Regions from separate parts of the Homo sapiens genome. Here regions 1 and 3 are each linked to region 2. A link is a contact called in ENCODE Hi-C or POLR2A ChIA-PET data. All regions are on one chromosome and are shown on one strand. The core of a region is the stretch at or near the end of the contact, and the rest is flanking DNA. Distances in the headings are between cores, read along the strand shown. Region 1 overlaps MIER1 (MIER1 transcriptional regulator). Region 2 overlaps PDE4B (phosphodiesterase 4B). Region 3 overlaps PDE4B (phosphodiesterase 4B).

Region 1 (3,450 bases), core at 660-3,159, 650 kb before region 2:
CAAAGCGAGACTCTGTCTCAAAAAGAAAAAAAAGATGATCACACACTATTTACCTAAGTAGACTTAAATAATCTGTCATAATGTTAAAAAACTAATGCCGCACTATCCAAGCATATACTTGAAAGTGCTAAATTATTTACTTAAGTAAATACAAATTACTTAAAAAGTAAATACAAATTCTATAGTAGGTGAGAAAAGTAAAAGCAAAATTATTCTAATAAAAGAAAACAAAAGTTCATTTTAGAGTTGACTGTAAAATGGAATGCAAATTTTGGTGATAAGAAGTAAAATATAGGGTGCATCACTGAATAATTACAATTTAATTGCTTGAAAAATATTCGGCATAAAGGATGAGCCTCAAATACTGTATTCTGATAGAAGAAAATATTCTATTTTGACCAACTCAATGCACTCAAATCATGAATGCACATGGGGATTATGCATCATAATATATTGAAGAGAACAATTCTGTAGGAACAAGTCCAAAAAGCTAGCTGACGACTGTGATTAGGTCAAAAATAACTGTAAGATTTCAAAGTACTAATTAAAGCCCCATATAAAAAAGTAATATAACATTGGGATGAAAAGTTCCTTCCTTCCTTTGAAAAAGCTGGCAGTTTTGACTGTACGTAATGTTGAGTGGCTTTTGAGCTACAAGTAATTTATAAGTAACTTATGAACACTTTCCTAGCCTAACAGCATGTTCTCATCAAATAGTTTCTTAAAAAGGAAAAGAAAATGATTTGGTGTTAATATGTTAAGAACAAACAGGAAAAACAATAGTAGTACCAACTGTCTGCCTCCCTTGAGCCTATACGGTTAGTCCCAAGGTCAGAGTCTCAGCATCTTATTCTACTTCAGAATGGACGTGACAAACATTAGACATCAAGTCAATAAACCTTCTTGGACCAGGACATAGTTACTGGGCCCTAAGTTTTGTTTGTTTGGTTTATTCCTAGAAGTAGTGAGGGAACAGAGAGGGGTCATGAAATGAACTAAGCATATACACTCCAGCAGGACCAATGTGAGACCAAAGGTCAGAAGAGGATCAAGGCTTTCACAGTGTTTCTCTTCCAGTTTCTGTCAGGAAGAAGTCAGCTCTTCACTGGTACTCTCCTATCACCAGTTTCCTCAGAGGAGCTGGGGGTGGCGCTTATTACTTTCTTCTTGGAACTCTTTTACTTAAAAAGACCATTTAATCAAAGAAGAAATCAAAATAATTCTCTGGCTCTTACTACTGATCAGCACAGTGATCTCTGGTCCACTGTATATTTTAAACGGAAACACTATCTGAACCTCAAACAATTGGTATGCCTTTTTCTTCTCTTTTTCTTGGAGAGAAAAACAAATATTTCTGTAGAATATTAATATACAGGTTGATACCGGCTTTATCTTTTCTCATTATTCAAGGTTATTATGCTATCAAAGAGAACTTAAATATTCAAAACAGTGCACTTGTTACCTTACATCAAGGTATTTTGCAATGATCTGTATATCTCATGTGAAACTGCAGGGTTTTGACCTAAGAGTTAACATAAATACTTGTATCTAGGCATCAACCCAACTAGACAAGACAGGAAAAGAGATGCTACTGAAAAAGAACAAATTTCTTACAAGAAATAGTCACTGTTGACAGTAGGCTTTATTAAAATTACTTTTTAGTGATGTCCAATCACTTTGTATTCTGTTAGTATATATGTATGCTGATGTTATGTTTGTCTCATGTGTTATCATTTTTTACTTTCTGCTCTGGAAGTTTAATAGAAACCCAAACGGAATTTCCCAAGTCACTGCAAGAAAGTGTCCCTTATTATGAAGAAAGAGAAATGTTTCTCTGGTTGCTTACCATTTTGATTAGCAGTGCTTACAGTGCCATCTTCTTTCTCAGACTGGCTGTTACTACTGTTTGATGCAGTTGGGGGAGGGGATGGTGCTCGACTAGATGCAGCACTTTCACTTTCGTCTAGAAGACGATCCATGTAATCCCTTAAAATTAATAAAACAATTTTTATATTAAAAAGAGCTGAAAATTAAAAATTAGTTGAGGTTAAATTCAGAAGGCTTTCTTAACAAATATATCCTAATATTCACTTAACATTCATTCCAGTGCTTCATCTATCATACCAGGATCTGAATATTTAAATGAAAAGCTCCTTTTGGTTACATGTTTATAGGAAAAATGCATAACGGCTTTAAAGTAACAAATTTTAGAGACCCATAGGAAATTTTAAAGCTTGTAAAGTTGTAGGCAGGTGCTCAGAGTGGCCCAACTAGAACTGGAAGATCTCTTAACTGAAGTGATAGGGGTGATGTCTAGTAAAAGTACAAAAGAATTTCTGTACAAACATAGATTGAATTTTAAAGCTCCTAAAGGCGATACCTAAAAGACAAATTTGAGCCTAACAAAAAGGACTGATTACCTCCTAAAACCTTCCTGGATATTTTTGGTATTATATTTCTGCCAGATCTGAGCTATAAGATGCTAACTAAATTCCTGGGATTATCTGCTGGTTTTATCCTGTCACTTTCTCATTGTATGTGAGCTCATTTCTTCTCTAAATCATTCCTGAACTACGTAACTGTGGTTAAGTGACATTGGTGAGCAGATCTGGGATAGAGATTTGTCTCTCTCAGGTTTAGTGTATCACCTACAAAATGTAGATAAATCATATGTCTAACACACATGGTTATTGTATTATATATGTACATAAAAATGTTTCATAATCCAAAAAGTGCTACTAAACCACTAGAATAAAAGTCAGCCAACTATAGCCTGTGGGCTGGCCATCTGTTTTTTGTAAATAAAGTATTATTGGAACCCAGCCACACACCTTTGTTTACATAGTGTCTATGACTGCTTTCCTGCAACAACTGCACAACTGAGTAGTGTGATTAAGTCCTTTCTTACTACAGAGCATAAAATATTTATTCTCTACCTGTTACAGAAAAAGTTTGCTGATACTAGATACTGCACTAGAATTCCCCAAGGTCAGGAATTTTTAGTCTACTTTGTTTATACCTGCACCACTGGTACCTAAGTTGTGCAAGGCACAGAACAGAAAGAAACTCAATAAAATTCTAATTGTGTTATTTATCTTAAAATTCCTTCAGCATAAGTATGATAGAAATATTAAGACAAATCTCTTAGAATTTTGTGAGCAGGGTAAATAAGAAGGAAACAGTGGAAGCTCTGAGGAATTTTCTGAAAGTCTGTGTTAATAGTCTATAATATGCTATTAATTGTAGTTATCTCAACCTATATGGTCATCACTGTCTCCTAGGTTATAGGGATTTAACAAATATAGGGATGTGATACCTGACTTCAAGAAACTTCTAATAGTCTGAGGTATAAAACTAATACATATCTCAGAAATGTATATGACCATGACCTATGCAATTTACATTCTATGCCTTATTTTCCTCATCTATAAATGAAGGGAATTCAATTAG
Region 2 (3,431 bases), core at 776-3,275:
AGGCGTGAGCCACCGCGCCCGGCCAAGAATAGCTTATCTCTATTTCCCTTTTTATTTTGAGAAGCAGGGAAAAAGGGAATTTGGGGTTAGTCTACAGTGCTTTGAACAGACCTTTACTATCTTATCTTAGGCTATGTTGGAGAATTTTAAGAAACAGATAGTGAAGTGAGCAAATTGATCTGAAATAGGCAATGGATTAGTTTAATACTATTATTTGCATTTTTATGAGCACTTTATAACCATTTTCTATAATTGCGATTGCTCTTTCCCCTTACACTGCTTCCCAGGCAAGAAGACTGAGCTTAGGGCAATTAATGGCCATCCTAGAGGCTGTGAGTATGGTAGCTACAGAATATAAATTTGAACTAGGCCTCACTAATAATGCTTGCCACAGTTGAAAGAACAAGATCACCCACCAACCAATCCAAAATCCCCTTAGAAGAATTATTAAATAACTCTAAACTTTTTTCTTTCTTTATATGCCTCATTGGGATCATTGATGGTAAGTCAGATGGACTGGATATGAATCCTGGCTCTATGATTTACCTTAAGCAAGTTATTTCAACTTTGTATGCCTCACTTTACTCATCTGTAAAGCAGGAATAATAACAGTACCTATTTCAAAGTGTTACTGTGAATATTGATTACAGAATGAGGTAAAGAGCTTAGCACAATGTTTGCATACACCTGTAAAGGTAGTTCTGTTGTTTACTAATATTATTCAATCAATAAACTGAAGAGCTGGGTCTTTTCCAATTATTTTGTTTTATAGAAGAGAATATGGAAAGATTCCAAATAGTTTTATTGTCTATATTACTATACCTAAGTAAAGGCAGGGCTAGAACTCAAACTCATGGCTTATTCCTAGGCTCTTTTCACTTTATTTTGCTCCCTCCATAATTTAGTCTATATAAATCTGAGCAGTAAAGAGAGAAAAGTTGAACCAAAAAAATGTGTGAGTGCCCACCTGGCTACCAGAACTGATTTTAATTCTATTCTGCCCTCTAATCCAGGGTCACCTCTAACATGTGTGGGGCCACACACTGTAAGTCTAAATATACAAAGATATACATTGAGCTATCTCCTTTACCTTGACAGATATCCCTCCATAACAGCCTGGAAGGTCAGGTTGAATTTAGAATTCTTGAACTCCTTGGATATGGGTTGGCCCTCCTCTTTCCCCATGTCCTTCCATCTCCAGGGACCTGTGAGCAGCCGTCGTGAGCCCTGGACCGCAGCCTGCTTACCCAAGTTCCTCCTACACAAGTCTCTTCACACCTCTCATTGCTGCCTCTTGGTTAAACTCCTTAGGCCTAAGGGTGTGTATGCCTGCAGCACATCCCAGGAAGAGGCTTGTGTGGCCGGGAAGTGGGTTCAAAGCCATTTGGACAGAGAATGTGGGGGTCCAGCAGATGCAAAATGTAGTTTAGAGAGGGGAGCAAAGCTGCTCCCTTGGCCCGGCCAACTCCTTACTTCCTTGGGTGGAGGGCAGCAGAAGGAAGGCCAGGCTAAGGCCCTCTGATTACAGCACAGGGCCCAGCAAATGGATGCATCTTATGCTAAGGGCGGCACTGCTGTAATCATATCATTACATTTTAGGCAAAAGTGGCATGAATATTCCTTTCAAGGACTGAGCGCCTGTCTACCCTCTCTCTTACAGAGTTCTAAGATGAATCCATTGGCCAGTAAGATCTATTTCCTGTCAGTTCTGCAGGAGCTGGCATTTTCCATAGTTATTGATTATTTAGTTAAATACAAAATGGTTCACCCCTCATTAGGGCAATCAGCCTGTCATGATCACCATCCAGTGTCATGCAGCCTAATTCCCAGCTGGCTCGGGGCCTGGTAGAATAGTGTGACTTTATCCTGCAAACCCAAGAGCACTGGCAATTAGTTGCCTTTGTGCTCCATGTTTAGTACTGTAGTATGGCTGCACCTGAAGAACTGGAAAAATAAGCCTGCATAGCCAGGAGGACTCACTTCCTCATGATGGTTATCTGTAGCCGACTTCACAATGCCTTAAGAGAAGAAGGACCATCTATCTTCCATTTCTATCTTAGCAAACATTTACTCAAGTGCTAAGTCCTAATGCTTCATTCTAAAAAAAAAGTACTAATACACAGGGCCACTCTTCAACAACAGAATATCCATTTTCACCCAGCAGCACCCAACCTTTGTTCTGCATATAAAACAGCCCCAGAGCCAAACCAATGGAGAATGAAAAGGACAGTGGAGGGCGTTTGTGGGGGAAGTGAAGACAGTGACTAGTTGCTTGAATATAGCTTTTCTGAATACCACAGTATGTTCATCTTTTGAAAAACATTTAGCATTCTGGGTAAGAATGACCCTTTTGACGTTTTTCACCTGAAAATTCTAGGTGAAAGACTAGGTTTCTCAGTACAATGAGGGAAGGAACACCTCCCCATTCCCCGCCAGTCACAATTACGCCTCCCTGGGATTGTTCTGGGTTGGTCCTTCCTCAGCCACTGTTGTTGCAACCCTGTACTTTACTGACTGCGTCTGTCAGGAAGGAGACAGGAAATTGTAGTCACCCTCACAGCAGCTGCGCCATTCCTCCTATCCTCCTCTAATGACGTTGGTTGGCTTTGGTGACACGAGGTCAGGAACTGAGCCACAGTGAAGGTCAGGAAGATAGGTCACTGTTTATGCCGTTGTTGGGCTGGGGACCCTGCTGAGGCTATTTGCTTTCTTCCTTTCTATACTGTTTCTCTTTCCGTTCCTCTTTTTATAATGGAGAGCCAAAGCATCCTGTTTTCAAAACATCTGACTGTTTTGCCACTGAGGAACTCATGCTCTGATGCATTTTGCTGAAGTGTAAGACAATTCTTCTAATTCAGGAGGTGATGAAAATTGAAACACAAAATTAATGAACAATTCTAAGAAGGCAATCTGTTGTTAAGCAAAACGGCTAGCTCTAACATGTCTAATCGAATTTGGGCAGCTGGCAGGAGGTTCACTAGCCATCCTTTTCATCTTAAATAACAATACCATTGCCTTGTAAAACTTCTGCTGAACTTATTCCATCTTCTAGTAATTCTTGGAGGAAAATAATTTACAAGACTAACCTACCTGGCAGCACCATTCTCTAAAATTCTGGAATTCCATCTGGACTGTGGCCAGCATTAAGGGATCAGAGAAATTTGGGCCAAACAGAGGACGATGTTTCTTAGCTAACTCTCTAGGCTATGAAGTACATTTGAGAAAGTCTTTTAGGAGATTTGAATCACTCAGTTTTCTTCAAAATTTAAAGGATTAAGGAAAACAAACAAACTAAAAAAGCACAACCCTACCTAGATGAAGTAAAGATGAAAGATGCTTGCTTTTCCTCCACCAAACACAGTTAACTCTCTACCAGTTGCATGTAGACTGCACTTATGTAATTCCCAAATACCCCTCAGCATAACACAATT
Region 3 (3,812 bases), core at 1,289-3,788, 520 kb after region 2:
GATTCTATTTATATAAAATTATAACAACTAAAACTAATTCACAGTGAAAGAAAGCAGATCAGTGTTTGCCAAAGGATGGGTTAGAGAGAGGAATGGACAGCAAGGAGGCACCAGGAAACTTTCGAGAGTAATGGAAATATCTTGATTGTGGTGTTTTCATAATTGAACACATTTGTCAATAGTCACTAAATTGTAGCCTTTTAAATGAGTTTAACTTATTGTACTTAAGCAGTATCTCAATAAAGTTTCTTTTAAAAAAAAGCATTACAGAAGGTGCACAAAATAATCCATTGGTTATAAGAATATATATATTACATTCATCTTTTATCAATGTATTTCATCTTCATAAATTTCTGTTTTCACATATTCTCTACAGCATCTAAACATATGTACATATAATAAGATGATGTGACTTAAATATTGTTATAAGGATGAGGGAGCAAAAGGATTTGAAGACTACCAGTCCAGCCAGCTAGAGGAAGAGTGCTGACACACACCCTGAGCTGTTTCCATCAACCAGCAGCTGCCTCGGGCAAGGCTTTGGCAAGCAATGTGCTGTAGTCAATTCACGACTGAATTTTCTGTCAAGTGCCCAGAGTGCCCCAGCCCTTCTGTTCACCTGGCTCTCGACTCTGGGTAATACCCAAAGCTCAAAACTTGGACTTCTTCACTGTTCTCTTTTTAGTCTAATAATTGGCTTAAAGCTCACATACACTCAGGGCTTCTATTATCAGCATAACACTGAAGACAAACAAATCTATATTCCAGATCTCTCAACTGTTGTTTTTTTTTTTTTTTTTTTTGCCGCAGTGCCTACTGCCTATTGGACACATTATTTTTCAAAGCTACATTCTAATTCAAATTCAGTATTTCTAACCCCATAGCTTCACAAACCAATTTCTTCTCCTACTCTTGCACTGCTGCCAAAGAAAAAAATACCCTGAAGTTATCCTTGATTCATTTTCCTCTTTTACTTTAAAAATCATAATTTCTACCCATTTGCCATTAAGGTCTTAATTTACCTATCTCATCTATCTGTAGCAGTGATTCTTTGAAACTATAGAGGACCCCCTCCTCAGAAAAACTACACTGGCACACATTTTTCATACTATTTTGAATATGATTTCCAGGGCCCACAATGAAAATGTATAGATCTCTATATTGTTCACTTCTAAAATCTGTTTACTCTGATCTGGCTTTTTCCTGAGAGTTCCAGACCACCTTCCAAATACTTTTCAGATAGGTATTATTTTATATGGCAAAAATATCTCAAACTTGCACGTTCAAAACTCAACATGCCATTTCCCCCAGCAAAACTGTATCTTTTTCTTAGTCTTTCTTTAGTGAATGGCAATTCAATTCCCCCAATTAATTAAAATAGTAACTTGCATATTACTGTTGACTTCTTTCTCCCTCCGTATACCTCTCACATCTAAATGGTAATTATAGTGACCTCCCACGATTAGTTAAGTGGCATGCATTTGACAAAGTATTAACAACCAACCCACCATATATGCTTACATATTTTCTGTATGAATTTAAATAAGTGACTCACTCCTCTACAGGTGAGCAGCTAATAAACCAAACCCTCAATACCTCATTCCTGAACTCCCTCGGTAGCCTCCTAACTCTCTGCCTGTTCCCAATCTCGTTCCAGTTTTAGTATCTCCCAACATGTCTTAGAATAGATTTAGGTATTCCCTCTCCAGCCCCTACAGAAACTTTAGTGTCCTTATCTTCATTCTTAAGGTTTTGTATTCCTGGGGCAACTTTTCCAGGGCTGTCTAGGACCCTTAGAAAGCAGTTGACAGGCAAATAGAAATAAAGAAGCTAGAGAATAATTGTTTAAGGTGTTATACTCTCTCCCAACCCCTGCCCAGTGCTATCTATTTGTGTTTTCATGGAGACTTTAGAATAGAGCTTCTCAACCAGTGCATTTCTATACATAATATCATATAGGAGGCTGAGACAGTCGTCCCCTCAGTCCCTAGGATAGGCATGTAATTCCTAGAACCACAAACAGCATTATCTATGTAGTTCAGTATTTACTACAAATATTAACATTCCAAAGTGTGCCAATGGATGAAAAAAATAATTGAGAGGCATTTAAAACACAGAAAGTCCCTCCAGTATCTAAAAACAATGAATTTCCACCCTGACATTTTACTGTCTTGGAAATTTAATGCCACCAACCTATAGTTAAAACCTACATGATTATGGCCAATTACATTTGGAAGGGATTTGTCCAAGTTGGCCCTGGATCAGGGAGAGCAGCAGCAGGTGAGAAATGCTGCCTTTGAGCAGCTGATGCAACCCAGGTGTGGCAGAGCATGGAGGGCCATACCCTAAGAAGGAGACCAGCAGAGAAACTGAAACAAGTGAGTAACTAACCTACAAGAGGACCCAGAAATTTAGAAAAGGAACTCTCAGAGCAGAAACTGAAAGCCAAGAACAGAACCCAAAATTGAGTCAGAGGAAATGAGGCAAAAGGTCAGACCTCGGGGAAGGAAGCTAGAGATGCCAAATCAGCAGAAGGCTGAGGGCTGAGGTCAGGGATGAGTCAATTCATCTGCTCTCAAAGCCAAAAGAAGCCCTAGCCCTTGAGCCACCACAAGGGTTAAAACTTCTTTAGTGAAATGAAAGGAACTAAGCTTAATTCCTCACTGAAACCTCAGTACTACAATATGTTAATTTTGTCTTTTAATGGTCCTGGGGTTTTTTTTGGTTTGTTTGTTTGGCTTTACTTTTTCCCCCTAATTTCCTCATTTACCTTCTGTATATTTTATATTTCATGTAATTTTTATTTAACGTTAATGAAACAGCAGCTTTCAAGTTGTCTTAGGCAGACAAGAAATTTTTTTCTAAATTTATTGAAATAAAAGTATATGTAAATTATGTCATAATATAAAGAGAAAATCCAAGCCACCTTACTATCATTAATATTAATATTATTTGTATTACTAGTAGCTATCATGTACTTAACTTTGTAACCTTGTGTCTTGTACTATGCTAGATGACTTTATATGTTAACTCACTCCTCACATTATCCACAGGAGGGATTATTAGTCACAAACAAATGAGGAAATCAAATAGGTCAAAAATTTTTCCATGATCCTATAACTAATAAATGGCAGGAATGAGATGTAAACCTGTGATGTGTCTGATTCTTAATTACTGCACTCAGCTCTATTTTATTTAAAATATGCTTATTTAAATATGACCCACATAAAATGGGTCATTTGCTTAATGAACATCTGTCAAAGCACAGCTGGGTATTAAGTACTTTTCTAGGTGCCCTTGGGGCAAAAGAAAAAGGAGAATCTGACATAGCCAAGCCTTGAGGATGCTCAAGTTAAGTTTGAAGACAAGACGTAGTCCATGAAATACAACAAAAATTAGTCCAAAGTCATAGGTAAGCCTTCAATTTGAGCCCTGAAGATACTATTTCTCAGCATATGACCCTGAGCAAGTTATTCTTATTGTGTAAAGCTGAGATCATAATGATATGAGCCTCATGGGGTGTTCTAAGGATAAGATGAGATAATGTAGACCATTAGTTTTCAACTTCAGGTGATTTCCTCTCTGACAAAAGATATTTGATAATGTCTGAAGCATTTTTGGTTGTCACAACTGGGTAGGGGGAAAAGAGAGTGTTGTTTGCATCTAGTTGGTAGAGGCCAGGGATGCTGTTAAACACCCTGCAATGCACGAGACAGGCTGTCTCCCAAACAGGGAATCATCTGGCCCAAAGTATCAATTGCACTGGGGTTGAGAAACCCTAACGTATTCGAAGCGTTTAGCAGAATCCTAAA

Evidence for each region. Hi-C counts contacts between places; a loop is a spot of excess contacts on that map. ChIA-PET counts read pairs that join two places held with the same protein, here RNA polymerase II (POLR2A). Pooled maps may share reads with other maps.
Region 1: a pooled map shows a loop between it and region 2 (4-fold over the local background). The contact joins two enhancer-like sites. A Hi-C loop is called at or near these places in 2 of 37 single-sample maps with no recorded cell type and 3 of 50 pooled maps. POLR2A ChIA-PET finds 5 or more read pairs at or near these places in 2 of 52 experiments (GM10248 and activated B cell).
Region 3: a map of naive thymus-derived CD4-positive, alpha-beta T cell shows a loop between it and region 2 (6-fold over the local background). The contact joins two enhancer-like sites. A Hi-C loop is called at or near these places in 1 of 168 maps with a recorded cell type or tissue (naive thymus-derived CD4-positive, alpha-beta T cell), 19 of 37 single-sample maps with no recorded cell type and 12 of 50 pooled maps. POLR2A ChIA-PET finds 5 or more read pairs at or near these places in 2 of 52 experiments (activated CD4-positive, alpha-beta memory T cell and activated CD8-positive, alpha-beta memory T cell).

Annotation. Positions count from the first base shown.
Region 1 is chr1:66,980,315-66,983,764 of GRCh38, reverse strand. It overlaps MIER1 (MIER1 transcriptional regulator), which reads right to left. Exons shown (of 14, transcript NM_001077700.3): 13 at 1,847-1,986. It also overlaps a transcript of SLC35D1 not described here. Among named protein-coding and RNA genes, the nearest start is that of MIER1, 57 kb to the right of the region's middle. Within about 2 kb of position 1,909, at least 9 of the 41 ENCODE cell types and tissues checked have a DNase peak (open chromatin) inside an H3K27ac peak, as active enhancers do.
Region 2 is chr1:66,335,330-66,338,760 of GRCh38, reverse strand. All of the region lies in intron 8 of PDE4B (phosphodiesterase 4B), which reads right to left. Among named protein-coding and RNA genes, the nearest start is that of SGIP1, 200 kb to the left of the region's middle. RefSeq lists enhancers at 1,666-1,715, 1,776-1,825. Within about 2 kb of position 2,025, at least 32 of the 41 ENCODE cell types and tissues checked have a DNase peak (open chromatin) inside an H3K27ac peak, as active enhancers do.
Region 3 is chr1:65,810,885-65,814,696 of GRCh38, reverse strand. The region is part of intron 1 of PDE4B (phosphodiesterase 4B); the gene reads right to left. Among named protein-coding and RNA genes, the nearest start is that of PDE4B, 20 kb to the right of the region's middle. RefSeq lists an enhancer at 2,296-2,525. Within about 2 kb of position 2,538, at least 2 of the 41 ENCODE cell types and tissues checked have a DNase peak (open chromatin) inside an H3K27ac peak, as active enhancers do.